Linked DNA regions of Homo sapiens: all the other regions are linked to region 4. A link is a loop called in an ENCODE intact Hi-C map of the cell type or tissue named here. Cell type or tissue: B cell. All regions are shown on one strand. Region 1 holds the start of LINC02576 (long intergenic non-protein coding RNA 2576). Region 2 has its middle 44 kb from the start of LINC01800. Region 3 overlaps AFTPH (aftiphilin). Region 4 holds the start of LOC105374777 (a long non-coding RNA gene).

Region 1 (8,000 bases), 260 kb after region 4:
ATCAGTTTCAAAGCAATAGGGTTGCAGTCTAGAGGAACTTCCTTAATCAGCTTCACTAGTCATGATTTTTCCATTTGTGGTGTTCCTCTAACAAAGCATCTGTGTTTGTGGCTATGCACTTTGTGGTATCAATGAACCTTTTCTCTCTCTAGTCCTCAGAGCACCCTGGGTTGGCTAGCTGGATTGCTCACATGCCTTCCTCACCTCCAAGCCCCTCTAAGACAACCAATCTCATGACAAAAGCATGGCCCTGAGATCTTGTGAGTGGTAGCCCACTCCATTCAGTCCTTCCAGAAACACAGTACAACAATGGTCAGGCCTGAAAGAGCCCCGATGCTAAAGAGCACAGTGTTATAAACCCAACAAACTGATCTACAGGGGAGAAGTCAGTTTCATAGTTTCCTTTAGGTGCGGGGAGAGCAGCCTGTGGAAGTGCTGGGAATGCTCTATTTCTTGATCTGGATGGGTGTTTGCTTTGTGATAATTCATTAAGCTATACACTTATGTGGCTTGTTTGCTTTTGGGGGATGGAGTCTCGCTCTCTCACCCAGGCTGGAGTACAGAGGTGCCATCTCGGTTCACTGCAACCTCCACCTCCCGGGCTCAAGTAATTCTCCTGCCTCAGCCTCCCGAGGAGCTGGGATTACAGGCTTGCTCCACCACACTCAGCTAATTTTTGTATTTTTTTTAGTATAGACGGGGTTTCGCCATGTTGGCCAGGGCTGGTCTAGAACTCCTAACCTCAAGTGATCTGCCCGCCTTGGCCTCCCAAAGTGCTGGGATTACAAGCCATTTATGTTTAATAAGTGTACGCTTTTACTTTTCACAAAGTGAGAAGAAAAAACCAGGGGTGTAGGAGCGGGGTGGTAATTAGGGCCCAATGGAAGACTCTCTGTAGCGGTTACCAGTCACTTTGGATGACCATGTCTTTTCTTGGCTGTCCTGTGAGCCATCAGAAATTATCTCAGCTAATTACACCTTGGTCATCTAGAGCAATGGTCAGCAAACTATGGCTCACAGGCCACAGCCAGCCCACTGCCTGTTTCTGTACGGCCCATGGGTAGTGCCCCAGCACATTAGCAGCATGAGCGACAGAGGCCAAGCGTGGGTGTTTCCCTCCACCCCGTCAGGGCTGACTTGCCCATGAGGCACAGGACTCGCAGGACCTGAGGCCCACAATGCTTTTAGGGGCCCACAAAATTATTATTATTATTTTGAAACAAGGTGTTGCTCTGTTGCCCAGGCTGGAGTACGGTAGCATGATCACAGCTCACTGCAGCCTCCACCTTCTGGGCTAAAGCGATTGTCCCACCTTAGCCTCCCAAAGTGCTGAGATTACAGGCATGAGCCGCTGCTCCAGCCCTACAAAAATATTTTCATTTGCTTTTAAATCAGAAAAATGTCCCCAGGACATTGGGATGACGTACGTGAACAGGTGGCTTGACACTCATAGCAGGGACGCATGGATGATTTTCCTATTATCAGTTTTTGGTCTGCAACAAAATGAGGTACTGAAATTCTGGCAAGTCTTTGCCGAGCCCTAGGATGACTTGGGCTTGTAGGGCTCCCCAGGGGAGCAGCCCCCATTAGCAGAACCTCCCCCCACACCCCACACCCCACACCCCTACACACAGAGAAAGTGGGCATAGCAGGGTCTCTTCCTCAATAAAGTGCTAGCTGAGGAGTCACTTGTCCAGGAATCCCTGATCTCACCCATTTCCACTTCACTAAAGCACACTGAAAAGCATTAGCCTGATATATACAAGATACCTGATGTATACATATCCATGGAGATTTAAGAAAGAAAGCAACCATCAACTGCTAAAATACTTCCCTGGAAGCTCAGCTCTTCCATCAAAACCCAAATCCAATCTGTCCCTAAGAGTGAGAGTCAAGGACAAAAGCACACCCATTTTTAGTAAATCCGTGGCCTGCTGGGAACGTGAGTCATTGCCCCTGGGTACCCAGCACCACTTTATACATATAGAAGATAGTATGAAGTGACAAATGGATGAAGAACTTTAAAAATCTTTAGAGGACTGAATCGTTATCATTCCTTATTTCTAATGTTTTACTGTAGTGTTTTCCTTCAGATAAAATTCCCTGTGTTCCACAGTAGGCTGCATGATGGGAGCAGGACCATGAGAGAGTGAGCCGGATGTACTCTGGGGCTGACTTGGTAGTAGCCGTGTGTCCTTGGGCCGGCCACTTCCCCTTCCTGGCCTTGTTTTCCTCATCTGTGAACTGCGGGGTTGGACTAGACGGTCCCTGAGTTCTAAGTCTCTTCTACTCCACTGCTGATAGAATGTGAAGGAAAATTGGAAAGGAAGACTTTCCAAGAGGGACAGCAGACCAGGAATAAGAGTCCACAGTGGCACTTTTCTTGCCTGTGGTTCCCAATCTGGATGCATATTACACTACTCTGGGAACCCTGAAAAATCCCATGCCCAGGCCATACCTGAAAGCAAATAACCAAAATTTCTGGGGGTGGGACCCAAGCACCAGTATTTTCAAAGCTGCCCAGGGGTTTCAGCCAAGGCTGACAACTGCCGGGTCAGCAGCACTGTGGGCAGCCTAGGAATTCTGCATTTAACAAGCTCCTGGCAAATACTTGGGCATGTGAGTGTTTGAGAATCACAGACCTAGTACCCTCAGCATCTGTGGGCACCCTGGTTCATGGTCTTTTCTGGAAAACTCCATTCTAGGTAATTTCCCAAAAGCCTCTAACTACAGTGGCCATGGATGACCTCATTTGAGGGGAAATCTACTCTTGTTTACACTCTGTCAGCCAAGGAGATGATCTTTCCCCAGATAAAACTGAAATGCAGGCCAGGCATAGTGGCTCACGCCTGTAATCCCAGCACTTTGGGAGGCTGAGGCAGGTGGATCACCTGAGGTCAGGAGTTCAAGGCCAGCCTGACCAACATGGTGAAACCCCATCTCTACAAAAATTAGCCAGGTGTGGTGGCGCACGCCTGTAGTCCCAGCTACTCAGGAGGCTGAGACAGGAGAATTGCTTGAACCCAGGAGGCAGAGGTTGCAGTGAGCTGAGATCACACCATTGCACTCCAGCCTGGGCAATAGAGCGAGACTCTGTAAGTGCCTCTATTGGTGTCTTGCAATACAATGTCTCAAAAACAAAAAACAAACAAAAAAACTGCAATGCAATTCATACTCTGGTTGTTGTAACATGGACAATTACAGAATCATCATTTCCATTTTTCATCTTGCTGACTACCTGTGGTTCCATTAAGAATCAAGAATTCTTTTTTTTTTTTTTTTTTTTTTTGAGATGGAGTCTCGCTCTGTTGCCCAGGATGGAGTGGAGTGGCTCGATCTCGGCTCACTGCAACCTCCGCCTCCCAGGTTCAAGCAATTCTTTTGCCTCAGCCTCCTGAGTAGCTGTAACAACAGGCGTGTGCCACCACACCCAGCTAATTTTTCTATTTTTAGTAGAGAAGAGGTTTCACCATATTGGCCAGGCTGGTCTCAAACTCCGGACCTCATGATACGCCCGCCTTGGCCTCCCAAAGTGCTGGGATTACAGGTGTGAGCCACCAAGCCTGGCCAAGAATCAAGAATTCTTTAAGAAGAGACAGTCTTTGAATGGGAAGCTGGCCTCCAGCCACAAATGCTACTTACTACAAAAACCCACGAGGTTACTTATTTGAAAGCCTCAGACAATGCCTGTGGAAAGAGGAAGAAAAGCCACATTCACAAGGATAAATAGGGCAGAGTAGAAGCCCTATCCACTGGTTCTCAATGTTGAAGGCTCATTAGATTCATCCACGCTAAAAAAAAAAAACAAAAAACCAACCCACCAGCACTCCACCCACAAAGATTCTGATTAAACTGGTTTGGGTTTGTGCCTGAATACTGGGATTTTCTTTTCTTTTTAAATTTTTATAAAGGGGAAAGTGGCCTGGTATGGTGGCTCGCTCCTGTAATCCCAGCACTTTGGGAGGCCAAGGCAGTAGAATCACTTGAGCCCAGGCGTTCGAGACTAGCCTGGGTAACATAGTGAGACTCTATCTCTACAAAAAAATTTTAAAAATTAGCCAGGTGTGGTAGCACGTGCCTGTGGTCTCAGCTACTCGGGAGGCTGAGGTGGGATGATCATTTGAACCCAGGAGGTTAAGGCTGCAGTGACCCATGTTCATGCTGCTGCACTTCAGCCTAGGAAACAGTGAGACCTTGTCTTAAAAAAGCCAATACACCACTAGGGTCAGTAAGGTGAGTGGAATCCTGGGGTCCTCCAAACTTCCCTGGCCTTCTCCCCACTTTCCTCTTTATTTTTGTTTTGTTTTTTGCCATATATTGGCATTTTTAAAAAGAGCCCAGGCCGTGTGCAGTGGCTCACACCTGTAATCCCAGCACTTTGAGAGGCTGAGGCAGGCGGATCACCTGAGGTCAGGAGTTCAAGACCAGCCTGGCCAACATAGTGAAGCCCCACCTCTACTAAAGATAAAAAAAAAATTAGCCAGGCATGGTGGCACTCGCCTGTAATCCCAGCTACTCAGGAGGCTGAGGCAGGAGAATCGCTTGAACCCTGGAGGCAGAGGTTGCAGTGAGCTGAGATTGCGCCACTGCGCTCCAGCCTGGGCAAGAGAGAGACTCCGTCTCTAAATAAATAAATAAATAAATAAATAAATAAATATTTTTTAAAAGAGCCCAGGCGATTCTATAGTAACACACAAACAAGGCTGCAAATCCTGGACTGGCCGCTTCACATCCCTTTCTTAGCACAGGTGCCTTCTCTTCCTAGTTAGTGCTATTTGCATGAAGCATTTCCAGGTGACTTTCAACTTCCCTATATTCAAACGTCCTGCCATCCGCTCTTTTGCATAATAAAAGTACATATGCCACACTGAGTATTGTTCTGTGTAAAGCTGATGGTGCTGTTCACATCAGAAATTGCAGCACTGAAGAACAGAGTTCATGCAGACTTTTACAACATGCATCAGCTACAGTGAGTATTCTTGCATGCTTTTGGCCAATGCAAGCTCTCATGGCACGCTGTACTGTAAGCTCCGGGTCGGTGTGCACTTCTGTTTTGTTCCTGCATTTCAAGCCATGCGAATTGACATGTTTTCTTCCCCAAGGCATTTGTTTGTTGATGGTACCAGCTGTCAAAAACCAAGCAAGTGGCAGTGCTAGAGGTGCCACAAAAGTGCGAAGGAAGTGTCAGGCTGGATGTCAAAATGAACACCTTGGAGAACTGGATGATGGAACAGACGGTAAAAATCAGCTAAACATCAGAGAAAATGGAGGAAGAGGTCAAAACTGTGAACAGGAACTAGAAGAAAGTGTAGCAGAAAAAGACTTGTCACAAACTTCGAGAGATTTGGAGAAAATGATGTCAAAACACATCTTCCTCAAGCCCATGCTGAGTATCTCTGATTTGGTTAATTTCTTGGTAAGTGTTCCAAGTACAGACAACAAAGCAGAAAAGCACTGATTACAGGGAAGAATTAAAGAATGTACAGAATTTCTGGGACGGATAGGGAAACAGGTGGGTGGCTAATAGCCAGGAACAATGTAGTTAAGAGTGCTGAGTTTCCGCAGCAGGTGCTTGCCCACACCTGTGACATTAGGAACCGGGCAGTGGAGCCTCCCTCAGAGCTACCCCAATCAGATCTCCCAGCAAGCTCTACCCCATACGGCCCATGCCCACCTTCCCAGCTGCAGCTTCTGAGTTTCACACAGGTGCTCTGCTTGGCAGACCTGCAAGGAAGTCTGAAAAAGCAGTTTGTGGTTTTCCGTCTGTGCAGCTCAGGAAGGTACACCTGATGGGAGTTAGCTGGGCTTTGGCTAGCCAACCTGCAGGGTCTGGAACTGCTTCTGTTTGCAGGACGCATCCCCCTATTCCAGACAAGCTCTGGATTCCCCTAAGTGCCTATTACATGACAAAGGCAGGCTTTGTGAATGAGCGAATACATCAAACCCTCTCATAGTGCTGCTGCCTACCAGCCAGTGGGTCTGTTTCTGTGCTGCCACCAACTTTGTTGAGCAATATTTGTCTTACAGCTATTTTGAGTATTTTATTGCACTGCCTTTGTTCTTTTATTCCACCCCTCTTCCTCTCTCTCTAAGTGAAAGAAGTGAAGTAACGATATTTGTGATAAGAAGTGTAGTCTCATACATTTTATGAAACTGAAACAATTAAAATTACCAGTAGTATCCGAAGCAGCCTATCTATATCCTCAATGAGACCTCAGTGGGAAAAAAGATCTACTGCCTCTTCACCTGTAAATAACACGTGAAACTGCTAAGACCGTGTTATTGAAGAATGTGGCTAGTGGGCAGAGTGCCATTTGGAATTTTATAGTCGTCATTATCTTTCTGGGAGTGGAACCTCCCTTATAACGTGGAAGGCTATTTTCAACTTTTGCACTTTTTTACTTGGATGCCTTTTCCAGACTCTGTTAACGTTTGGAATTGGGTTTCACTCTACAGAGAAAGAGAAGCAGGAGGACAGGTGTAGAGGGGAGGAGAGGGAGGACCGTGGGTCGCAGATTGGGCCTATTCCCCTGCACTCACCACTTTGTCTGTCACTGCCAGCCCGCTCCCCCCTTTTCAGATACCAACACCAGGCCAGGGGTGACAGCCCAGGAAGGTGGCATCCACAGCCCTCAGCCCTCTGTCCTTGTCATTCACTCCTACCAGTCCTCAGCCCTCTTATCTGTCTGGGAGTGAGATGAAGGGCAGCTGGAAGCGGGAGGAAAGGTCCTCTCCTCTCCACTACAGTGACAAGAGGTTTGGAGGAGCTTCTGGGTGAGGCTTAGGGGGTGACCCTCCTGTGCAGAGCGGCATGGGCTACAAAAGAGTGGATGTTTGTCCTGTGTGTGGGTCCCTCCTGGGGGCTAAAATGAAATCTCCTTTCATTTTCTGATATCATGTGATCTCTGACTTACAAACCTACTTTCCTGTGCCATTTCTGTCTAAGACAACAGTCGCTTCTAACAGAGCCAGAGTCCTACATTACTGAGGAAACCACCACCATATCCCATGCATGAAAGGGCCGGCCTGTTGTGAATAACAAACTAGTGGCCTTAGAGCTACATTTAAAGACAGAAAGGTTGGGGGGATGGGGGGTGGGGGTGGGGGTGGGGGGAGTGGGGAGAGAGAGAGAGAGAGAGGCCGGGCACAGTGGCTCACGTCTGTAATCCCAACACTTTGGGAGGCTGAGGGGGGCAGATCGCTTGAGGTCAGGAGTTCAAAACCAGCCTGGCCAACATGGCAAACCCCGTCTCTACTAAAAATACCAAAAAAAAAAAAAAAAAAAAAAAAAATTACCCAGGCATGGTGGTGCACGCCTGTAATCCCAGCTACTTGGGAGGCTGAGGCACGAGAATCGCTTGAACCTAGGAGGAGGAGGTTGCAGTGAGGCTGAGATCGCACCACTGCACTCCAGCCTGAGCAACAGAGTGAGACTCTGTCTCAAACAAACAAACAAGCAAAAAAAAAAAAAAAAAAAAGAGAGAGAGAGAGAAATGGCTTGGAAGTTCTCCAAATAACAAAAGGTGTTTTAATGCGGTGGGAGTGGGGGCTATGGAGTAATTATTGGAGCTAGGGGGCCACCCTGTGGCTAAGTATCAAAAAATAAAGTTCAGAGTTTTTTTCCCCAAACCCATCTGCAATTAATCTTTTCACCCAGAGAGGCAGAAAGGAATACCAGGCCAAAATCTGTCAAATTTCTCCTCAGAATGGCCAGTTGGCCTAGAATCATTAAGCCAAAGTGTATGCCTGACCAGCATCACCTAGAAACCTGTTAGAAATGTAAATTTTTCTGGGGTAAGGCCCAGCCATCTGAGTTTTAACAAGCCCTGCAGATGATTCTGATACCAGGTAAAGTCTGAGAACCACGGGTTCACACCAGTTGGTAAAAGAGCATCTCTCTGGGCAGGGCTAGCATATAGCTGGTACTAACTGTAATTGATTATAATTATCATAAAATTCATTCATTCACTTAGCAACCATTGTATTCCATTCATACAAGA
Region 2 (8,000 bases), 52 kb after region 4:
TCCCGAGCAAAGTTCTGTGAGCTTCAAGAATAACTTTTTACCAGGTTTCTTTTAAAAATGAGAGCCCTAGCCGTGTTCCCCAACACCCATCCCCGGCTACTGCCCCTGTGGTAACCCACTCTCTCCAAAGGCTCATGTGCTTGTCTGTGTTGGGGTCAGCCCTGATACTGGGTCCCATGCTGCTCCAAATCTTTCTGCTGTGCTGTGTGGCTCTATGAGACTAAGGTAAGAATGTGCTTCACTGGATATAAGAAAGGCCCACTCACCCTGGGGCACTGAGATTCTGTCAAGGCAGGTCAGCGAAGGAGCATTCTATGGGAAGTTGAGTTATTCTCCCAAGAGAGACTAGAGAAGGTATAGAAGGTATTTCCTATTTTATTTTTTTTAGCATCCCCTGCAGCTGAAGGGGAGCAGAATATACTGCCTGAAAATATGCCACTTTGTTGTATGGGTTATTTTGAGTTGAATGCCATTGAGAATCAACAGATGCACAAAGACTTCTCAAAGCTTTCTTTATCTAAGAGCAGAAACTTCTGAGAAATGACAGTTTCCATCAGTCCTTTCAGGGGAGTTTTATGGCCATGAAGAAGATGGCAAGTCAGCACTGAGATGAGCCTGCACACACAAACTTTACTAAAAACCCTTATCGGCCATTGGCTTCCCCATATATTCACCTTCCCACAATTAACCACCCCTGGAAGCTCAAAACGCTTTTCCTTTGTCTTGCCACTTCTCCACAAATACATTGCCCTTTGTTTGGATGGTAGATAAGGCTTGTGGTCTGACCACCTTTCTAGAGTTTTCATTTCATTTCTGAGAGGTCTTCTCTAGGCATATCAAATGAACATTTTTCTCCTGTTCACCTGTCAGCTTATTTTGCAGGGTCCCAGTCACTGAACCTAAGAGGGTAGAGGAAAAAGGTTTTCCTTCTTCCCCAACACAACTTTGATCCATACCTCAAACATTTAATTGGCACCTGGTCTGAGGCAGGCACTGCCTTAAACTTCTCATTCTAAGTACCTCTTTCATGGCCTCACTACCTTCTCTCCTTTGAGAGGCTTCCAGGCCCCACCTTAGGGCATAAAGCCTCCTGCTTCCCCAGTGCCCACACAGGCCCCAGCATCCAGTCAGTGCCCAGCAAGTATTCAGTCAATAAACTTCAGGCCAGGCATGATGGATCACGCCTGTAATCCCAGCACTTTGGGAGGCCAAGGTGGGCGGATCACTTGAGGTCAGGAGTTTGAAACCAGGCTGGCCAACCTGGCAAAACCCCGTCTCTACTAAAAATACAAAAATTAGCCGAGCATGGTGGCACGTGCTTGTAGTCTCGGCTACTCTGGAGGCTGAGGCACAAGGATTGCTTGAACTCAGGAGGTGGAGGTTACAGAGAGCTGAGATTGCACCACTGCATTCCAGCCTGGGCGACAGAGAGAAACTCTGTCTCAAAAAAACAGAAAAAGAAAAAAACTTAAATTTTAGGGAAAGATTCAAAAGTTGAGGGGAGGAAACGCTGCAAACTAGAGAGTTAAAAACTAATTATTCTTTAGACAGGGGCCTCAAAATCGCCTCAATCAATATTACCGAATAATTAAGCAAACTTTACATTCACACTCTTGGCAAACAAAAGGATTTTTCTAATAAGCTAATCATTAGAAGAGATTGCAAGAGGGAGTTTAACTTAATTAAGAGGATAGTTCACAAACCTGTTGTTTTATCCATTTCCAAATAATAGGCTTACTTACAAATTTCAAGTGTGCCTTAGGAATTTGTTAAAGAAGTCTAAGACTTGTCATTAGGCAAGATTTTAGATCAGTGAGTTTATGTTCACCCTTAAAAGAAAAAAAACAGTGAATACCTTTTAAGTACCCCAATCCTAACTTTTTGCCAATTCAAAATAACCTTAACTTTTTCCACACGTAGTACATGGAGAAGTGTCCTTGCAAAGTATCTTAAGAATGTAGCTTAGTGTCTTCTTTTGTCAGAGATAGTAGCTAGGTGTGGTGGCACGCACCTGTAGTCCCACCTACTGTGGAGGCTGAGGCGGGAGGATCACTTGAGCCTAGGTGTTCTGGGCTGCAGTGAGCTGTGACCATCAGGTGTTTGCACTAAATTTAGCATCAATACAGTGATCTCCCAGGAGCAGGGAACCACCAGGTTGCCTAAGGAGAGGTGAACCAACCCAGGTCAGAAATGGAGCAGGTCAAAGTTCCAGGGCTGATCAATAGTGGGATGGTGCCTGTGGATAACCACTGCACTTCAGCCTGGGCAACATAGTGAGACCCTCTTTTGTGTGTGTGTGTGTGACAGAGTCTCGCTCTGTCTGCCAGGCTGGAGTGCAGTAGCACAATCTCGGCTCACAGCAACCTCCGCCTCCTGGCTCAAGCAATTCTCCTGCCTCAGCTTCCTGAGTAGCTGGGATTACAGGCGTGTGCCACCACACCCAGCTAATTTTTGTATTTTTAGTAGAGACGGGGTTTCACCATGTTGGCCAGGCTGGTCTCGAACTCCTGACCTCAGGTAATCCTCCCGCCTCAGCCTCCCAAAGTGCTGGGATTACAGGCACGAGCCACCGCACCTGGCCAATGTGACCCTCTTAAAAAACAGAAATATTAATGGCACCTCTATTGCAGGATGGTCACTGAGAATTCAGTGAGATTGTGACAGGGAAAATATTTTGGGAAATTTTTAAGTTTTTTTTTTTTTTAAACACTGTATTTATGTCCTATATCTCTTGGCCTTCTCCCATTTCGTCTGTAGTCTTTTACTGCCTTGCAGCATTCATTGCCTCAGGGGGCAAATGACATGACAGAAAAGCAGCACAACAGTTTAGGAGCTGTCAGAAGAAAGCCTTTTGAACTGCAAAGTTTAAGTCTGGGCCTGGCGCAGTGGCTCAGGCCTGTAATCCCAGCACTTTGGGAGGCCGAGGCTGGCAGATCACCTGAGGTCAGGAGTCTGAAATCAACCTGGCCAACATGGCAAAACCCCATCTCTACTAAAAATACAAAATTTAACTGGGCTTGGTGGCAGGATCTGTAGTCCCAGCTACTTGGAGGCTGAGGCAAGAGGATGGCTTGAACCTGGGAGGTGGAGTTTGCAGTGAGTCGAGATTGCACCACTGCATTCCAGCCCAGGTGACAGAGCAAGACTGTCTCAGAAAAAAAAAAAAAAAAGTATAAGTCTGAAATAATTGAAGGTGTCAAGTTTGTGCCCTAAATATTGGAACTGGAAAAACAATCAGATTGCCCTGTCTCCAGGAATATGGGATTATCAGGACTATGGAAGGGAGGAAAGAAGCAAAGCGAGGCAGAAAGTTGGCAGGGTCCCTGAGAGAGGGGCCTGCAGCTTGCTCCTTGCCCAGGGACTTGATCTAGAGTCCCTGATCTGCAATGATGAGTGACAGGAAAGCAGAGAGGACTGGTGCCTCCTGTCCCCAGGGCAGAGGAATTGTTTTCAAAATGTGCTCAGACAGAAAGGCTGTAGGTCAGAACCAGGTGCTGGAAACAGTGGCTTGCTCCCTGTGAACTACGAAGTGGTTTTGAGGTAGCAAAGAGAGTGATGGGTTTTAGATATGGAGTAAAGGAGGACCATCAAGCAGAAGCCTGCAAGAATGTCAGCCCTCACACTGCAACATAACGACAGGTGCCACTGTGGGTAGATAAGCACACGTAATAGCAAGTCCTAGCTACCGCCCATCACCTGGGAACTTAGACAAAACTTGGGATAGGGCAGGGACCCAAATCAATGAAATAAGGATGCTGCCACCTAGCAGAATGGACATTCAAAATAGAAATTAAAGTCATTTATAGAAAAAGTAAATACAATTGCATCATTGCTCAATTTTACACTTCTCATCCAGACCTTGAGATTTGCCCTCACTCTAAGATAATGCATGTAGCTGCTTGATGTATAATATATGCTCAGTAAATGCTAGCTACTATTAATATTATTGTTACCTTTGATCCCAGGACAAGACCCTGAAGAAAGTTCTTGCACTCTTTAAAGAAAGTTCCATTACTTTCTTTTAGAGAATCAAGGAAGGAAAGGGGGGTCATTTTATTCCTCCCAAGGGACACTCAGGTTTGTCACATGAACAGTCATGGTGGGAAAATGGGTCATCAACAACCAGAGAGGACATCTGTGGAGCGTCTTTATGACTGATAGAGTAAGTTCCCTATGTCCCAGTTTGTTGTGGGAAGTTAGGTGGAACCATGTGACTAATTCTAGCCCATGCAATGGAACAGAAGTCAAATATGCTATTTTCCTGCACACTAAAACTTCTCTCCAACCAAAAACAAAGTACTCTGAGGGCCCAGCAGACAGGCAGAACCATGAGAGAGGAGGAGCCTGGGTTTCTGAGACGCTCCCTGGAGAAGAGCCCCTTGGAGAGAGCCAACTAGGACACTTAGGTTGGGCTGTTCCTAAGTTAGAAATAAGCTTTTCTTGGGTTAAGCCATTAAAACTTTGGGGCTGTTTGACACAGCAGTCTATCCTGATACACACTGTACAAATACTAGAGTATGTTCAGTGAGTTCCTGTCAACACGATTGTGGGTTCCCCACCCCCGTACCCCTCTCCCACCCCTGCCACCACACTTCATCCTTCACAGCAGTCTCCTCGGAAGCCAGAGAGTGAGTGGGTATGACTGTACCTTATTTGCCTCGTAAATGTTCTTCCGGATTTAGACATTAACAAGAGTGAGCATAAGTTGGTTTCATTTTTAGGAACTTGAAAATCCTAGATTTGAGAGCATTTTTAGAAATGAAAGGCACATTTGTAGTCATTTGGCCCAACCATTAAAACAAGCAGGGAGAAAACCGAACCCTTGACAGGGACTGCTGTAAGGCCACAGAGCTGGATAGTACTGACGCCAAAATCAGGACCCACTTCTTCAGAGCTGCCTTCAATGTTCCTCTAGGTACTTTCAAATGTCCAGCATAGCATCACATTGACAACTCAAACTTCAAGATTGGACCAAAGTGGACTAAAATTCTGGCTCCACCTCTTACCAGGTGGACCATTTTAGGACTAGCATTTAACTTCTTTGAGGGTCGGTTTCCTTATCCGTAAAATGGAAATAATAATAGTAAGAGTACTTTCCTCCTAGTGTTGTCATGGCAACTAAATAGCTCCATGAATTTAAAGTACATGGCACAAGGGCCAGGCGTGGTGGTTCACGCCTATAATCCCAGTGCATTGGGAGGCCAAGTTGAGAGAATCTCTTGAGGTTAGGAGTTCAAGACCAGCCTGGGCAACATAGTAAGAGCCTGTATCTACAAAAAAAAAAATTTTTTTTAATTTGGGACATGATGGCACATGCTCTGTAGCCTTAGCTACTCAGGAGGCTGAAGCAACAGGATGGCTTGACCCAGAAGGTTAAGGCTACAGTGAGCTATGATCAGACCACTACACTCTAGTCTGAGTGACAGAGTGAGACCCTGTCTCTAACAAAATCAAATTAGATTAAAAAGTTCTTAGCACACATCTGACTCTAATAAAGTCTTAGTATGTTAGTTTCTGCTATTACTTAAAATAATACCAAAGTTGTATGAAAATAATGGGGCAACCTTAACAGAACCACATCACACAGCTTCAGGATTATTTCCTCTGGGAACAGAACTATGCATTCCCTGCTCATGCTTTATTTGGGGCACTGGTTCCTTATCTTATAGGTAGGCCTGACTCCCTCCTCTATCAGATGGCAAACTTCCTGTGGCCTTTCTGTATCCTTCAGGGCATAGGAGTGTGACTTGCACTAAAGCTTGTTGGGGGCCGGAGCCTAGCATGGGGAAGATAATTGCAAGCAGGCATGGGAGTCCCTAACACCCTATTCTTGGCCAGGGTCCCCATTCCTACCTCCTTCTTCAGAGCTCCAGCTCCTGCTCTGATGAAGAGAAGGCAGCCACTCCTGGCTGTCTAGCTGAATGGTCATTATTAAATATGTTGGGGCTCAGAAATTGATATTCTAAAATATGGTGCTTTGACATGCTGGACTGAAGAAGCAGCCTCAAGTTCTCTTTTTTGTTTGTTTGGTTTTGTTTTGTTTTTTGAGACGGAGTTTCACTCTTGTTACCCAGGCTGGAGTGCAATGACGCGATCTCGGCTCACCGCAATATCCGCTTCCCAGGTTCAAGCAATTCTCCTGCCTCAGCCTCCCGAGTAGCTGGGATTAGAGGCATGTGCCACCACGCCCGGCTACTTTTGTATTTTCAGTAGAGACGGGGTTTCTGCATGTTGGTCAGGCTCTCAAACTCCTGACCTCAGGTGATCTGCCTGCCTTGGCCTCCCAAAGCGCTGGGATTACAGGCGTGAGCCACCATGCCCAGCAAGGTCTCTCTGACCTCCCCGCCACTCCCTGCCTAGTCCTGTTTCTCAATTCTCTGTCTCTTCCAAAGCACGGGATAAATTGTTCTCCAAAGATCACTTATCTGCCTAAAGTTCAGACTCACCAAAGAAGACAACAATGACCTCTGGTCCCTTTCCCAAGTTTTCATTAACTGAACTGATATTGCAGGAAGAAAGACTGATGTCTGTCAACACACCTAGACAGACTTTTGTCACAAACCTGCTCTGCAGGCTCAACAGACTTTGTCCCAGGCCATTGTATGCTCTCCAAGTCCATTTATTTTCCCCTAAAAATTATTTACTATCCTTCGAATTGCCACATTTCTCCCATCTCCCTTGTCCTGTGAAGAAGGGTGTATAAGCATCTGTACCTTGTTGGGTTATTGAGTAATTATTCTCCTTCAATTCCCCCGAGCTGTACACCTAAAAATAAAAATTTGTATACCTTTTCTCCTATTAATCTGTCTTTGGTCAGTTGATTTTCAGCAAGCCTTTAGAGGGTGAAGGGGAAGTTTTCTCTTCACCCCTTGCTATGGTTTGGATGTTTTGTCCCCTCCAAATCTCATGTTGAATGTGATCCCCAGTGTTTGGAGGTGGGCCTAGTGGGTCCACTCACTAGTCATGGAGGTGGATCCCTCACGAATGGCTCGGTGCTGTCCTCAGGATAATGAGTGAGTTCTCACTCTGAGTTCACATGAGATCTGGTTGCTTAAAAGAGGGTGGCACCTCCCTGCTCCCCACCCCTGGCCTTGCTCCTGCTCTTACCGTGTGACATGCTGGCTCCCCCTTCACCTTCCACCATGATTGGAAGCTTCCTGATTCCCTCACCAGAAGCTGAGCAGATGTTGGTGTCATGCTTCTTGTATAGCCTGCAGAACTGTGAGCCAATTAAACCTCTTTTCTTTACAAATAACCCAGTCTCAGACATTCCTTTATAGCAACATGAGAACGGATTAACACACCCCTACACTAGAGAAGACTTTGACCTTAAGGAGGTCTAGAGAAGGTAGTAGCCACAGAAATGCTTGGCCACTAACAGGCAAACCTAATTTCTAGGCTCTCGCTATCAATCCATTCAGTCCTCAAGGCAAGAACTTCTATGAAAACCAGAAGATTGGAAAGCCTTGCTAATTCTAGCTACTTGTTCTAGGGGTTACCATTCCCATTTGGGTACACCTATCTCTAGAAGCCAGGCTTGCTCTCAGAACCTTGACCACTTTACTTCATATCACACCCCCAGGGGACGGGGAGCTTTGGAGCATGAAATTCAGATTAAACTGGCTATAGCTCTGGAAAAGGGACAGATTGGAAACTACTCCTCTAAGAATCAGTTTCCCTATTCATTGATTAGCATTTGAGGATTATCCAGGAATCAGAATATTCCAAGGCTGCTTCTGCCAGGAGGTCCCATTAGCAGTAAAACTTCAAATTTCCTTGGCCTAGGCTCCTGCTTGCATAACCCTGAACTTTGACCTCCCACTTTCATTTTAGGAGGCCTCAGTGGTGCACCATGAGCTCACAGACGACTTGGCCATGGAAGCCAAGGCAAGCATTGGCATGTCCACTTCTACCAGTCTGTGAGGAAGCCGAGGTCCCAGTCCAGGGCATCAACTCAGGGATCCTGGGCTGCCAGCCTTAGAGATGACAACTGTGCAGCC
Region 3 (8,000 bases), 180 kb before region 4:
AATCTAAATATATGCATTTATATATGTTATTTATATATAACTTGATCTGCTGATCTTACAGGGCATTTTTTTAAAGAAATAATAAGTAAAAATTTCAGAAGCTCTAAGACATTCTTCCTTAGAATTTTGCTTTGCTGTTAACGCCCGGCAACTCATGAACTTTTTTTCTCAAGTTATTTGCTGGTACCAGGAGAGTGTAGGATTAAAAATTTTTTTTTTTACTCTGAATATTATTCAAAGTGTAACTTAAGTTTAAAATATTTAAACTGTTCTTTTTAATGTTATTGTTGTCATCATTGCTATAAATCTGTATTACATGAGAAATACACAAAGTTATATGTATTTTAATGCAGTCAGATGGGGGAGATTTTTTAAATCAATTTTTGCAATAAATCTAACCCTCTGAGCTTCCTTTTGAATTACTCTAACAAGATATTTGAACTAATGACTACCAGATTCAGACATGAGACTACAGAAATTAACCCTGTAGACAAGAATTTTCATTTTGTTCAAAAGTAGTACTTTTACTCACCTTTTCTGAAAATCTTTTACCCTCCCCACCTCTAACCTGAAGAAAGAGCTATGTGGTATATGTTTATGATTAGTCCTTAGTCATGATTTTTTTTTTTTTTTTTTTTTGAGACGCAGTCTTGTTCTGTCACCCAGGCTGGAGTGCAGTGGCGTGATCTCGGCTCACTGCAAGCTCCGCCTTCCGGGTTCATGCCATTCTCCTGCCCCAGCCTCCTGAGTAGCTGGGACTACAGGCGCCCACCACCATGCCCGGCTAATTTTTTGTATTTTTAGTAGAGACGGGGTTTCACCGTTTTAGCCAGGACGGTCTTGATCTCCTGACTTTGTGATCTGCCCGCCTCGGCCTCCCAAAGTGCTGGGATTACAGGCGTGAGCCACCGCGCCTGGCCAGTCATGATATATTTAAACTAACCAGATCATTTACCATGTTTGAGACTTTGTGGTAGCTTCTAAATCTTTTTCTGTGGAAGAAAATAGAGAAAAAATAAGGAGGTGAGGAAACAGGAAAATTTTTAAAATGAGATTAGTTAATTGAAAAATGGGGTGTCACATCATGTGCATTCTATTTATAAAACATTGATAATTTTATATCACATCCTAATCCAAATTGGGGGAGTTTTCTATAGCAGATAGAAATTTTAGAAGTATTTGGGTAGCATCTGCTGCATAAATGCTAGCTTAAGGATATATTCGTTCCAAAATGGAATTTGAAAAGTCTTTTCCTGTTTTATAAAAACTCCAAAAAGTGGAGTTTATACTGTAAAAAATAAATGCAGTATTGCAGTGTTCTAAAGATATGTTCTGTTTGTAAAACACTCAGATGTTTACAGAATATTGCCTTTTGCATCTTGGATTGTGGCTAACTGGGTAACCCATTGCAGCCTGCCATCACTGACTATCATTTTATACTATAAGGTGTGGATCCGGAGTTGTATGAGTTAACAACTTCTAAGCTGGAAATCTCCACCTCAAGCCTCAAAGTGACTGATGCATTTGCAAGACTCATGTCTACAGTAGAGAAGACAAGCACATCTACCAGGTAAATAAATAGTGTCAATTATACCCACATTTTGAATTCTGAGATAAAACGACCCAAAGGAAAAAGCATGTCAGTTGACAGCATTTCAATATATTATATCACAACTTGCTTTATAAAAGTCAGTCGATGCCCAAGTCCAGAAAATATTATCAAATTATGTTTAATTATGAACTTTATTAGAACAGGATTATTTCATAAGAGATTGGCCAAGGCTGACAGATGTGGTTTTCTTCCCCCACCCCCTGCCCCCCCACCTCACTTTGTAGAGACTAATTCTGATTAAGTATTGTGATCATAAAGCCATTATAGAAACACTCTCCCTTTCTCTTCATAATTACTGAGAAGATCATCTTTGAGAACCCAGTTTTGTAATCCTGGAGTCACCTAGGCTGATCTTTTTACTTGCAGGCTAAGATGGTTCTTGGAATTTTCATTGACATGCACCTCTGATTTGGGAGGTAAAGCCTTACTTTACCAGGCTTTCTAGAAGCCCCTTCAGAGGCATGGCCTATTGAAGAGCAATTACCATCTCCCTGTGTTGGAACTAAAGGCACGGAATGTCACTCGGGCCATGTGTTTGCGATTCAGAGAATCTTTAGTTTCATATGATTAGGCTAGTACAATCCATTGCTTTGAGTTATTGTTAACCATAAGACTAAGCCAGTTTCTAACAGGAAGATACTATTCTGAACCAGGAAATCACTAGTGCAAAAGCAAATACTGGTTGATTGACACGCCAGCTCTGCTGTCTCAAATCTGTGATGCATCAGCATTTTAAAGTGGAACTATTTACCTATTAGTTGCCTACTTTAAAAGAAGTGTTATAGCTCTTTCTCCTGAATAAATACATCCCAATCACATGTTAAATTCAGGTTTATATTTTAAATAGATTCTTCTATAGAAAGACATCCATTTAAAAAAGCCTTTTTTATTGTGAATAATAAATGTTTCTCTCTCTTAACTTTAGCTTGAATTATCATATTGTCTTTTAAACTTTGTGTGCTTTTATTCCCCCAGATTTTTCTTATTGCCTTTAATATTTATAATTATGAAATACATTATTATACATTAGACTACCCTTAACTTTTCCCTAGAATGGCTTTGTAGCATGTAAATCCTTGTTTGTCTGCCAGTTCTCTCCATTGTTCTCATAGCCCCATGTCTTTGCAGTATGCCACCTGGCATTGCCAAAGCCTCCTCTTCAATGAACCTACTTGTAAATGTGGCTATGTGGCTTTTTTTAAATTTTTTTCTTTCCAAATAAATCACTTCTTCAAATCGAAACTCCTCTCATAGAAAAAAATGGATGAGAAATTTGTATATGTTAACTAAAAGCTAACACACATTTGACTTAAAAACCAAAAAGGATGCTTTTATTGTTTGGGTTTCCCCCTGCTATTTTTAGGACAACCCTTTCTGGGACAGTTCTACTCTTTCCTTCCTTTGTTTCCCCTGCAGTCTCACTGACCAAAGAACTATAGAAGTTTTGAAAATCCCAATGATGAGAATTCATTTCGTGCCATTAGGAGGAGCTCTAAACCACCTTAACTTGTTCTCCTAATTCGTTAACTCATCCTTGAAACATGCTGAATCTAGAGAACTCTTCCAAGCCCTATCACTTTAAGAAGCTATTTTCATTTTTTCTCTTGTTCTATACTAATAGGGAATGAACTAATAATGTATCCTGGAGTTAATGTCTGCTAATTCTGTATTGAGTTACTCGCTAGGACCTGTCCAGCATCATATTTAAAACAAAATAAATTGGAGAGAACAGGTTGCCAACTTTGTATTTTCTGTTTTGAGAAATGTCATTTGAAAATGGTAAAAAAATACAAATGCCCGCAAGTCTTAAAATACTGTAAAATGTCCCAACGAGTGATTCTCAATCGTACAGAGCAGAGACAGGCTGGTAGCATAATTTCAGAAAGCATTTTTAGTATCTTATTTTTAGGTTTTCTTTCATTTTTCTCTTGAATAAAGTAAACTGCAAAAAATAAAGCTCAGCAAAATCTTCTTGGCTATTGCCAATAAGCAGAAGATAAAGTGAAAAGGCATTTTGATAGACTATAGGGTAAGAAGGAGTTAAACAGTGGTCAAGGTAGAAGAAATTTGACATGGACCAAACAATATCCAGTACTCTTTACTAAGTGCCTTTGAGTGTCTCAGGGAATTTATATGTGCTCTTCTCTTTTGGAACACAAGTTGTGAAAGTGACTTCTCACTTTGAGTTTTTTAAAGAAGTGCAAGTTCTTAGTTTTAAAATAGTTCCATCTTCTTGCCTAACTTTCCTAATATGGAGGAAAATTACTTCCTATTCTAAATCACTACTAATTAGTGACAGCTAGTTAGTAGCCATAGACCTGTAACTGAAGTTTATGCAGGTCAAAGAAATTTTATTCTTTTTTAGGCCTTTTTATTGAGATAAAAATTTATAATTCATTCAGGTGTTCAATTCACTGGTTTTTAGTATATTCACAAGGTTGTGCAACCATCATCACTATCTAATTCCAAAACATTTTTATCACCCCAAAAAGAAACCCTGTACCCATTAGCAGTCACTCCTTATCCCTCTCGTTCCCCAGGCCCTGGCAACTACTAATCTGCTTTCTGTCTCTACAGATTTGTCTTTTCTGGTTATTTCATATAGATGGAATTCTATAGTCTGCAGCCTTTTGTGTCTCGGTTTTGCTTAGCATTCTGTTCTCAAGTTCATTCATGTTGTAGTATGTATCCGTATTTGTTTTTTGGCTGCATAATATTTCATTGGAAATAGCACATTTTGCTTTTCCATTAATCAGTTGATAATTGGGTTGTTTTCACTTTTTGACTATTATGAGTAGTGTTGCTGCTGTGAACACTTGTGTATACGTTTTTGTGTGGACAGATGTTTCCAACTCTGTTAGGAGTGGAATTTCTGGGTCTTATAGGAACTCTAACTTCTTTGGGGAACTGCCAAACTTTTCCAAAGTGATGGCACCATTTTACATTCCCACCAGTAATATACATTCCAAGTTCTCCACATTCTTACCAACACTTGTTATTGGTCTTTTTGGTTATAGCCATCCCAGTGGGTTTGAAGTGATATCTCATTGACATTTTTGTTTGCATTTCCCTGATAGCTAATCATGTTGAGCATCTTTTCATGTGTTTATCGACTATTTGTATATCTTCTGTGGAGAAATATCTGTTCAGATCCTTTGCCTTTTTTGTTTTTGTTTTAGTAGAGACAAGGTCTCAGTATGTTGCCCCAGGCCGGTCTTGAACTCTTGAGCTCAAGCGATCTCCCTCCTCAGCCTCCCAAAGTATTGAGATTACAGGCATGAGCCACTGTGCCCAGCCATTTGCCTATATTTTAATTGGATAATTTGTCTTTTTATTGTTAGGTTGTAAGATTTTTAAGTATATTCTGGATACTAAGCCTTTATCAGAGAAATGATTTGAAGATATCTTTTCCAATTCTGCAGGTTGTCTTTTCATTATCTTGATAGTATTCTTTGACACACAAAAGCTTTTAATTTTGATAAGATCTAATTTTTCTTGTGATTTAGGTATCATATCTAAGAAATCATTGCCCAATTCATGGTCACAAAGATTTATACCTAGATTTTCTCCTAAGAGTTTTATAATTTCAACTCTTACATTTAGGTCTTTAATCCATTTTGAATTAATTTCTGTATATGGTATGAGGTAGGAGTCCACATTCATTCTTGTGCAGGTGGATATCCAGTTGTCTGAAAACTGTTGAAATGATTTCCCCCACTGAAAGGTTTTGGCACATTTGTCAAAAACAAAAATTAAAAAACAATTGATCATGTTTTTTTCCTGGACTCTCAATTATATTCTCAATTATATTCCATTGATAAAAAGGATAAATCTTCACTAGAGAGGAATAGATCAAAATTAGGTCACTGCCTTTGAGAAATGATCATGATATAACTTTTTATTTTCAAATTCTCCTTAAGTGTTTGCTTCTTCCCATATTCTAAGAAGACTAGCTCACACCCATGCACAATGACCACAGATAAATGCACAAACTATGAACTGTGTAAACTTTTTATTTTAAAATATAATTTCATATTGCCTCTGAAATAAGGCAATTGTTTAAAACCCTAGAATAATCTTTACCAACTGTTTCTTAGGTAAAAACTTATTTTTTGCTGTCTGTTCCTACACCCAAACTGCACTCCACAAATGGGAAAGTCCATTTAGGTGCGCATTTATTCACTGTTGTTTTAAATAACCATTTATCATTATAGAAGTAGTAAAGTATATTTTTAGAAAGTTAGGAAATCCGGACCAAAAAAAATTAAAAATGAAAGTATCACATTCTTACCATTCAGGATCACTATAATTCCTTAGTGTAATTCTTTCAGATCTTTTCCTATGCAAATACATATATGGGGGGGGGGGGGGGGTTTCCACCAAAAATGAGATTTTAGAGGTCATAGTGAATTGACCTCTAAAATTGACCTAGTCTTAGTCAGTGATCTCTGTCCATTTCAGTGAGTTTTCATTTCATCTACTTAGGCTATATTCAGATTTCTCCAACTATCCTTTCTCAGCTTTGTACAAACCAGTATTCAATTGAAGACTATTGTACCTGGCTGTTGGGGCTCTTAAGTCCCTTTTAACCTAGCATATCTCCTCATTCCTTCTGTTTTCTTATTAACAGTAGCTTATATAAAGATTAGTATAGGTGTCCTACAGAATGTCCTAAAAGCTCTGGATTTGTCTGTTTGCTTCCTTCAAGTAATATTTGCTGTGTTCTCTATCTCCCTATTTTCCTGTAAATTGGAAATTATATCTAAAGGCTTGCTGAATTCAGGGTAAATATTTTGGCTAGAATGCATCCTAGGTGTTATATCACATCAGAAGATCCATACATCTGGTTGACTCCATTGTTAGTGGTGCTGAGATTGACGATTGGTGAGAAACTGACCTTTTCCATTATACAGTTCCAGGTTTTCACTTGTCATGTATCTGGTTTTACTTTGGAATGATGCAGATATCCAGTTCCCCATCAAACGTCCACATAATAGTTTTGCCACTATTTAAGTGCAATTAAAAATGTAGATTTTCATCAGAAAAAAATGTTGGATTGCTATTCCATTCTTCTAAGAACCTAGTACTGAATGCAGTATTTGGTTCATCTGCTATATGCCTGATGCTTTTTCCCTTTTGAAAAACTTTAGTCCTAAAAGTCGTTGGATTTTTCATTCATTCTATAAAATCTTTTTATTTCAGTCTGGATTCAAAGTGGTAACAGAAAAGTCCTAGGAATAAAAAAGCCTGTAGCTATCCTTCCTTTCTTGCTTTACCTCCTGGCTTCCTGCACCCCATCCAAGGAAAAAGGAAACATTTAGGTCAAAGAAATACCTTGTGTCACATCTAAGAATACCAGCTATCCTTTACCATAAAAGAGAATTATTAGGCTTTTTATAATGAACAACTTGAAATGATTTTTGGTCTAAAGCGAATAATATGTATAACTACTCCTTTAATATATTTAATATCCCAGAAAAAGTTTGAATTGCAATCATGTGCCCAATTTGAGGCTCATTTGGCATTTTCTGTGGCTCACCTGCTGAGTAGACCTGGGTCACCAGGCATTTTCTTGTCTGTGTTAGGCACCAAACTGCTAATTTCCCATATCGGGGGCCAGTGCAGCAAAATCTACTTCATCTACAGGACCCATAGGATTTGAGATTTCCCTCACCCAGAGTTCCGTCCTGCCTGTGTACGTGCATAATAACACCAGCAACCAGCCCTAGTGCTGCTGCTTTTGGACCTGCTGTCTGTATCCCAACAGGCTGAGACTGGGTCTTCTGAGCTGAGAGCTTTCTCTCCTGGAATTCCCCACTGGGGATAAAGAGAGCCTGAGGTTAAAATGACTTAGTCTTTCCCTGGGCACACTTTGTTTCAGGCTGAGGTAGTTTTAGCGGGTGGAGGGGCAGGGAAAAACCCAGTTAGGTGGAGTGTTACTAAGGCTTCAGATTTATATTTCTGTTTAGTAACATTTTAAAATTATGCCTGGGTAGATGCTTCTAGCCTAATGTAAAGGCTAGAAAGTACACGAGCTGTCTAGGTGTGCATGTGAGTATCTGTGTGTGCATGCCTAGCTTTAATGAACATAAATAGGCCGCACGTCACTCTTCATGAGATTTGGCATTTGGCACAGGAAGCATACTGCACAAAAGTATTACAAGATTCAGGAACTAGCAGAGGAAAAAATACTCAAGTCCCCACAGATTGCTAACTGTCTACCTTGAGAGTGGATTGTCTCCCATTTTACCTACAGCAAAGTCACATTAACACACTTGTCTTTTTTTCATTTGTCAGTAGGAAACCGAAAAGAGAAGAGCACCTAAGTGAAGAAGCTATCAAGGTGATCGCTGGCCTTCCTGACTTAACATTCATGCATGCCAAGGTG
Region 4 (8,000 bases):
TCGTACAAAATGTGTAAATGTAACAATATATGGTAATCATTTCTCATAATACTGCATGTGCTTCTAGAAAATGATTTTTAAGTCAACATTGCTTTTTAAGGTGAGTATTTGGTGGTGGTTTGTACGATGAATTCTGGAGGAAACAATCTGACAACAGAGAGCCTGGTCAGGAGAGAAACACAAGAATCCAAGAGGGGCACTATGGAGGCTTGCAGTGGAAAGAGGAAGGAAAGGACTGGATGGGGCTTAAAAAGATAGTGAAAAAAGCAAGTCACCAAAGCTTCTATCTATATATAGTTCAAAAGCAGACAAAATTAAACACCATGTTATTCAGTAATATATATGTAGGCAGTAAAACTACATAGAAAGATGAAATTCAGGATGATAGCTCCTGAGGTGGGGCCAGGGAGGCAAATGTGCTCAGAAATGGGCTCACAGTGACTTCCAAGGGGCTAGTAATGTTCTATTTCTTAAGCTGGGTGGTAGACACATGAGTGTCGATTTATGATTATTTCTTAAGCTGTACACTTTCATTTAATATACTCTTTTGTGTGCATGATATAATATAGGCCTATATATCTTAGGCCAATTCCAGAAGATAAGGTTTTCCCCAGCCTCAGTCTCTGTATCCTGAGATTTTGCCAGATAGGTTATAGAAACTGAGGCTCTTCCGGGAAAACACCCAACTTCTTCACCACCCACAGAATTTAATCTTGTTGCTCTTAAGTAGCTGACTGGAGTATATTTGTCTGAAAGGTTATGTCTGAGCTGAGACCAGCACCAATGCAGGAATGCACTAGAATATAGATACGCAGACATACATGGATACACAGCAGACCTAACCATGTGTGGCCAGGACTGGAAAAGCTTTCTGCTCTGGAAGTGTCTTCCTTGTAGCACAAACAGCAGGTACATGGCATGTTTTTCCAGCTTCAGGACAGCCACCCCTAACCAAATCTAGGATGTGGAAGGGGAGGAGTAGCTGCCAAGTATGTTATAAAGTCCTCTTCAGGTTATAGCATATCTGCAGGATCCTTAAGGACAAGTACGTTGTGATCTTGCCTTTCCCGTATCCCAACTGGGTAGACGTGCTACATGAGATACTTTCAGCAGCCTTACAAACGTTTCTTATTCTAATATACAGAATATGTTTTATTCTAATATATGAATATTGCATATTCATATATATTATATTAAATATATAATATATATATCGCTGACACCTAAAAGCCATGATTATTGCTTAGAGCAAAGCTAAACTGAAGTAGAGAGCAAAGGTAGCCTGAATTAAAGTTTTTAAAAGCTTTCAAAAAGGTCCCTATAAATAGTATAGCTGGTGCATAGAGAGAGTACAAATCACGAAAGTGGTCTACTTTGGTGGAAAGTTTGCACAGGAATTTTGTGGTTCTTAAGAAAGTGGAATATGGGCAGTGAGCAGCCCTACTCTATGACCCTAACCACAACTTGTGACCCAAGAGACTATTGTAAATCTCTCCTCATTCCAATAATAAATCTATTTTGAGCTCTTCTTATCTGCCAGGCTCTGGTAAAGTGCTCTGTGTACATTAGCTCATATACAGATACACTCAAAATATTTCCATTTATTCAAATATATCCCTCCTCCTCTTCTTCCTCTTTGTCTTCATCAAAATCTTCATCACAGGGCATTAGTGCTGGGTCCTCTGAAGGGAAACCGCCCTGGCACCATCAATCCTGCACCCTTTCCTATTGTACTGAAGAGTAACAACACTAACTTATACATAAACCTATGTAAGAAACACCTACAATGGAATTGAAAACAAATCATTTGGCTTATTTCTGGCATGACTCCTGTAGTGCACAACCCCTTTTCTATCTCAATGCCTGTGCTTTTTCACTTTTGTAACAGGCAGAAGGACTGTGTACACATTACCTCACTGGAATATTTTGGAATCTAACTACTTGATCTCTAGTACAGAAAGCCATTGTAGGAAATGTGAATTCTGATAAACAGATCTTTGTTTTAAGTTACACTCTGGTGTAACGTAAAATTGATGTTATAAATTTTTTACATAATTATTTTATAATGGATACTCAGTAGACCTTTAACTCTGCCGTTACTTCTATTCCTAACATGCCACAAGAATAGAGGAAAAAATATGAACAACAGAATGCTTTTTAAAATGCTGATAACACAGGTCTACCAAGCTTTGAGCAAATGATTTCTATGGTGATTCATAGATTAGGTCCAGCTAGGTTGAGAGTGCTGAGGAAGAACAGTACGGAGGTTCCTCAAAAAACTAAAAACAGAACGACCATCTGACCCAGCAATCCCACTACTAGATATATACCCAAAATAAAGGAAATCAGTATCTCAGTGAGATATTTGCACTCCCATGTTTATTGCAGCACTATTCACAATAGCCAAAATTTGGAAGCAAAGTGAATGTCCATTAACAGATGAATGGATAAAGAAAATGTGGTACATATACACAATGGAGAAGTATTCAGCCATAAAAAAGAATGAGATCCTGTCATTTTCAACAACATGGATGGGGCTGGAAGACATCATGTTAAGTGAAATAAACCAGACAAAGAAAGACAAACTTCACATGTTCTTACTCAATTGTGGGAGCTAAAAATTAAAACAATTGAACTCATGAAGATAGAGAGTAGAATGATGGTTACCAGAGGCTGGGAAAGGTAGTCGGGGATGGCAGAAGTGGGGATGGCTAATGGGTACAAAACTAGAGTTAGAATGAATAAGCTCTGGTATTTGATAGCACAACAGGGTGATTACAGTCAACAATAATTCACTGCACGTTTAAAAATAACTAAGAGTATAATTGGAATGTTTCTTTTAGTATAAACTAAAAGAAAGTTAAGTGTTTGAGGTATACGCTATTTACCCTGATGTGATAAGTATGTATTGTTTGCCTGTATCAAAATATTTCATGTACTCCATAAAATATACACCTACTATGTACCCATAAAAAATTTTTAAAAAGCATGCTAAGGATGAAAGATTAGCTTTGTTTGTTTCCCAGTAAACTTCTCTAAAATAATAATCCCAAAACAGAACTTCTACAAATATTGAGTGTCTACTATGTACCCTCAGGCCTCCACAGACAAGCAAAAGAAGAAACTGAAGATTTCCCTCCAAAGATTAACTCACCTGTAAATTAAAGAGAGATCTGCCTGCCATATGTGCCTAAATTTAGAAAAAAAATTAAGGGTATTTTTAGTTAAAAAATTTTTAATAGATGATACATACTCAATTCCAAGATACAAAAGGATAGATCATGGAAAATAATTTTCTCTCCCATCCTAGCCTCTCAGTTACCTCCCAGAAGGCAAACATTGTTACAGGTTTCATATATATAATTTGAATATATATACAAGTTCATATATACCATGTATACTTATTTTTCTAAAGTAAATCATAGTAGTTTATATTGTTTCTGCACCTTTCTTTTTTCACTTAACAATATCTTGGAGATACTTCCCTATCAGTACATAAAGGGATTGTTTTAATCTTCTTCAAGGCCACATAACAGTTCATTATATAGATGTACCATGATTGTGGGACATTAATATTGTTTCTAACCTTTTGCTAGTACACACATTGCAACAACCAATGACTTCACATGTAAGTACTGCATCTGTAGCATAAACTTCTAGAAATGAAATGACTGGATCCAAGGGTAAGTGCAGTTGCCAAATTGTCTTTCATGAGGGTCCTGCCATCAAATGGGTGTTTTATAATGAATGCACTGTTAACAATTGCTATTGTGGTTGTTGTTTAAGTACTCATACAGTGGTAGGGCACAGTACTCTCCTCAGCAAAACCATGTAATAATGCTGTTTTTACAGACACCCCCACTTCATAGACTAGTTGTTAGCAAGAACAGTACATTGTATGCTACTCTACTTGAATTTTGTGGTTATAGAATAATTGGCATGGTAACCAAGCCATGGTTTAGTTAGGCTTTAAAAAACAAACCTATATCTATGTATGTATATCCAATCCTTTTTCTTAATAAATCTAAAAGGCAGTCGACTCTGGAGTATGTGGAGTTTAGAAAGTGAAACTGACTAGAAACCAAGATGAAAGATAATCAGGCTTCCTCTTCAGTGCTGACTGCAGCAGACCAACCAAATTATAAGAAATAAATTACCGTTAAAAAAATTCCCCGTTTTAATTACTGCAAATGTTAACGTGACTAGGTAAGAACTATTTTTAATCACCTATAATTACACGGTTAGTGTACAGCTAAAAGCACGAAGTCAGTATCCAAAAGCCACAATTAAAAAAAACAACAACACTAAGACAAACTTTGCTTTTGTTTGAAATGTGCAATATTTTTCCTTTACATGCTCTCTCTTCCCGAATAAATGCTACGTTTAGAATTGCTAGGGTTCCGCAGATACAGAAAGCCAGCTAGAAACATCCCTTCCCTGAATTCGATGGGCTTACGTCTTACCCAGCTTGAGCAAATTCTTGGCGAATATTTCATGAACTCACAAGAGACGAATTTGACATATTTAGAAGGGATGTAAAATAAAGTAGTGTAGGTTTTAAAGCTTTAGAAAATTGGGGAATTCCTTGGGCCAGAGAGAGATCATTAGACCTGCAATTCATACTTGGAATTACAAAGGGATACACAAAATTGAATTCTTTCCGATCATTGTGTATTAGCATCTCCCATTCTAGGTAGGATTTTTCGTTCACGATGAAGGCAAGGAGAGGGAGGGCCAGCTAGGTCCGCGGTCGGAGGAGTGTCTATAAATAGAAGGTGAAGTGTTCTAATACCGACAGGGTGCGTCATAGCGTCCCTCCCCCGAGCCGAAAGCGCCCAGGCAGCCCGCGGGAGCCACTGCGCGGCACCGGGACGCCCGCCCGGCTTCCCGCTCCCCGCCCTGGCCCGCGCCCCTCTCCCTCCTAGGAGCTGGAGACCTGCAGGCAGGGGCAGGGGACCCGGTCCTCTGCAGAACCCGAGCTCAGGGTTGCGTTAGACCCACTCCGGGGCGCACGGTCTTCAGCGGAGGGACGGCGGGGTGCGAAGGACCGAGGCGCCCCTGCTCGGGTGGCAGCCGATCGCCGCCTCCCGCATCCCCCGGCTGCCTCCCCCGTCCGGTCCTACCCTCCTCCCTGCCCGCGAAGGGAGAACAATAACCCGAGCGCGCCTGGGAAGCGGAGACACTGGGAGGCGGGCAGACAATGCGAGGGAGTTGCGAGGGGGCAGCCCCAGCGCACCGCGCGTTCTCGCTGTGTCCCAGCCGCGCCCGAGGGCTTGGCCTGGGGCAAGCGGGCCGCGGGGGCGCAGTAAGAGGCTACGTGGAAGATAATTTAGGTCTCTTGAAATCTAAAATCTCACAGCGTCTGTTCAAGGCCGGGGAGAATTTCCTCCAGTCTAGATAGAACATCAGCAGTTGGTTAAAATACACACAGACATGTGTGTATTTGGGTCCTTTTCTATTTTGGATCTGAATCTCTAAAGTCACTTTTGGAATTTCCATAAGCCTGTCTTTTTGTAAACAGATTTTTCTGGGATTCCCCCACCCCGACTCCTGTCTTGCGCTGCTTGTTCTTCCAGCTTGACCCTGTCCAGGTATCCCTCCCTCTCTCCCTCCCTCCTTCTTTTCCTCCTTCCCTCTCTCCCTACACACATACATTTGCCCCAGTTTGCACCTTTTTTTTTTTTTTTTTTTTTTTTGGTGCTGCAATTCTTTCTCCCTTTTGATTGGCGCTTTCTTTGGGTTCTTCTGCCCTTTTCGAAGTGCTGGTTTTATTTCCATCCCTCTCATAATTTGTTTTCTCCAATTCATTTCCTCTTTTTTTTTTTTGTCACAAGTAACTGTATCTGCATGATTTTTTCTTCCTACTGCCATAAGTTCTGTTCCCTTAAGGGCTCAAGCGTTCCTGGGGTAGGGAGGGGACAAGAGAATTTCATTGCATTTTATCTGAGGGAAATAATGTGTTGTAGTTCCACTTTCAGGGAGTCGGGGATACTGGGATTTTATACTTACATATGGGTCAAACCGTCTTAGCTGAATAAATCACAAACCTCTGTAATATCTAGGGTGCTTGGGTGCTTGCTTACAATAAAAAAGGCATGCAGGAAAAGCGGCGGTGGGGGGGGAAGTATTTTCAAATTAGGTCTCTAAATAGGGATTTTACAACATCCGTTTATTATTATTATCATATTATTATTATTTAGAAATGGGATCTCACCATGTTGCTCAGGCCGGTCTCCAACACCTGGCCTTAAGGGAGCCTCCCAACTTGGCCTCCCAAAAGTGCTGGTATTACAGGTGTGAGCCAGCATGCCACCCTCCACTTATCTTAAAGTAAAATTTTGATTATATAGTATGTGAAAGAGACTGGCATCTTTCATTCACCCATGAAGTGCCATCTCCTTGGTCTCATTTTTTTGCATTTGTCCTCATCTGCGGAATGTCTGGCCACTTTGCTGTTTCCTCTGGGTGTGGTTTAGAGTACAAAGTACAACCCTTTATCAACCAAGCAAATCAGAAATAGCTCCTAGATGTGGGACGTGAGAAAAAAATCAGGCAAAAGAATGGTTAACATTTTAACAAAAAGCATGCTGTTTGTGGCTGAAATATTTGGAGGTAAGAAGGTGTGTGAGTGGTCCCAGGGTGAGGGGGCGAGGTAGGAGTGGGGGTTGTGCAATTATGATAAATATCTAGGAGGCAGTTCTCTTTGCCAGGGCTGACCCCCAGGTTGGGCGGGGCCTGGACATAGCACAGATCACGTTTCTCCGCAAGTGATACCAGATAGAAATGAATGTGGTGCAGCCATGACAGAAAAACCTACAACCAGTGGCAGCAATGACAACATGCAGAGATGAGGAAGAGTTGTCCAGCTGAGGAGAGAGAAGTGCAGGGTAACTGACAGGTTTGTCTTTGTGGGTACCAGCTCTGTATCAGGAGCCCTTCCTCCATCCTGCCACCTCTTCTGCCTGCCTAAGTTACCAAACCTGCTTTCTGCCAGCCAGGACCTAGATTGAAGGGGAATCAAGAACAAGCTATAGGTCATGAGCAATCCTAGCCCCACATGCCAGCCTCACACCCTTCAAAACATTGTAAAGATTTGAGCATCCAAAAGTCAGGTTCTAGCCAGCAGGGTTAAGACTCTAAAATAATAATCATATTGTATCAGTATTGAAATTTATTTTATGCTAGGTACTCTGCTATGTGCTTTAACACAGTATCTCATTTAATCTATGTGCTTTAATCTCAGTATCTCATTTAGCAACAAGAGGACTTTGAGATATATATTAATACTCTTATTTTACACATGAGAAAACCAAAGCAGAGAGGAGTGATTAAGGGTTTATTTGCCTTTGGTCACAAGGCTAATGAGTAGTAGACCAGGACTCAAACCGCTGTCTAGCTCCAAAGCCTGTAATATGAACCCCTCTGAACAAGGAGGAGATAAAGGCCATTCCCAACCACGAGGACCTGAAAACTCATCATCTAGTGAGGGACAGTTGCAGTAGCTCTCTCTTATTTATCACTTAGGGACCCAGGTCTGTGTTTACAGAGGTCTACAATTCTGCAAAGAGAGCACTATGACAATCACCTTTGTTCCTTTGGAACTTGATTCAGGTCCTTTTAAGGAGAATCTGTAAACCTGAAAGAGCAAGGATTTCTGAGAGGACCCTAAACTGTCCTAAGCTGTGCTATCAAGTTTGGGGAGCAAAGCCTTTATCTGCACAGAGCAGGAGAGTTGGCTCCTTCCAGCAGCAAGAGAGCAGATCCATTACCAGGAGCAGTCGCGGCAACAGCAGCTGTCAGCAGTGATGAGGCAGGCCCCGAGCAAGACGCTGCAGCTTGGGCAGCAGTGGCAAAAGATGAGGGTGGGGAGCAGTACAGTTGTAGTGGGAAGAGCCTTGATCAGAGACAGGTTGGCAACAGCCCCAGAGATGAGCCAACACTTAGGTCAGCAGACATTGGAGGAGTCCCAGACCCTACCGGATTGAGTGCAGGCAGCCACA

Evidence for each region. A loop is a pair of places that touch in the nucleus more often than their neighbours do. Peaks named below come from ENCODE experiments on the same cell type or tissue, not always from the same donor. Only the 100,000 strongest peaks of a DNase experiment are listed, where the experiment ranks them.
Region 1: a loop joins it to region 4, with 3 times the contacts of the local background. A loop is called at or near these places in 3 of 110 quality-filtered maps.
Region 2: it touches region 4 in a loop (7-fold over the local background); 48 of 110 quality-filtered maps call a loop at or near these places.
Region 3: it touches region 4 in a loop (5-fold over the local background); 11 of 110 quality-filtered maps call a loop at or near these places.

What each region holds. Positions count from the first base shown.
Region 1 is chr2:65,025,844-65,033,843 of GRCh38, forward strand. It overlaps LINC02576 (long intergenic non-protein coding RNA 2576), which reads left to right and starts at 4,884. Exons shown (of 3, transcript NR_183398.1): 1 at 4,884-4,969; 2 at 5,103-5,416. RefSeq lists an enhancer at 5,234-6,097. In B cell, no CTCF peak of the experiment used is centred here; DNase peaks (open chromatin) are centred at 18, 1,448, 4,828, 5,818 and 4 weaker places; H3K4me3 peaks cover 2,406 bases; H3K27ac peaks cover 6,421 bases.
Region 2 is chr2:64,815,388-64,823,387 of GRCh38, forward strand. It overlaps the pseudogene RN7SL341P. Among named protein-coding and RNA genes, the nearest start is that of LINC01800, 44 kb to the right of the region's middle. In B cell, no CTCF peak of the experiment used is centred here; a DNase peak (open chromatin) is centred at 4,674; H3K4me3 peaks cover 991 bases; H3K27ac peaks cover 3,225 bases.
Region 3 is chr2:64,583,976-64,591,975 of GRCh38, forward strand. AFTPH (aftiphilin) reads left to right here. Exons shown (of 10, transcript NM_203437.4): 9 at 1,447-1,570; 10 at 7,913-8,000. The region is part of intron 3 of LOC105374773 (a long non-coding RNA gene); the gene reads right to left. Among named protein-coding and RNA genes, the nearest start is that of LINC02579, 19 kb to the right of the region's middle. In B cell, CTCF peaks have their summits at 3,111 and 3,317; a DNase peak (open chromatin) is centred at 3,106; H3K27ac peaks cover 401 bases.
Region 4 is chr2:64,763,110-64,771,109 of GRCh38, forward strand. It overlaps LOC105374777 (a long non-coding RNA gene), which reads right to left and starts at 5,088. Exons shown (of 6, transcript XR_940177.3): 1 at 4,937-5,088; 2 at 4,464-4,762; 3 at 3,155-3,190. RefSeq lists an enhancer at 4,528-5,373 and a silencer at 4,772-5,271. In B cell, no CTCF peak of the experiment used is centred here; DNase peaks (open chromatin) are centred at 4,112 and 4,802; H3K4me3 peaks cover 2,148 bases; H3K27ac peaks cover 2,417 bases.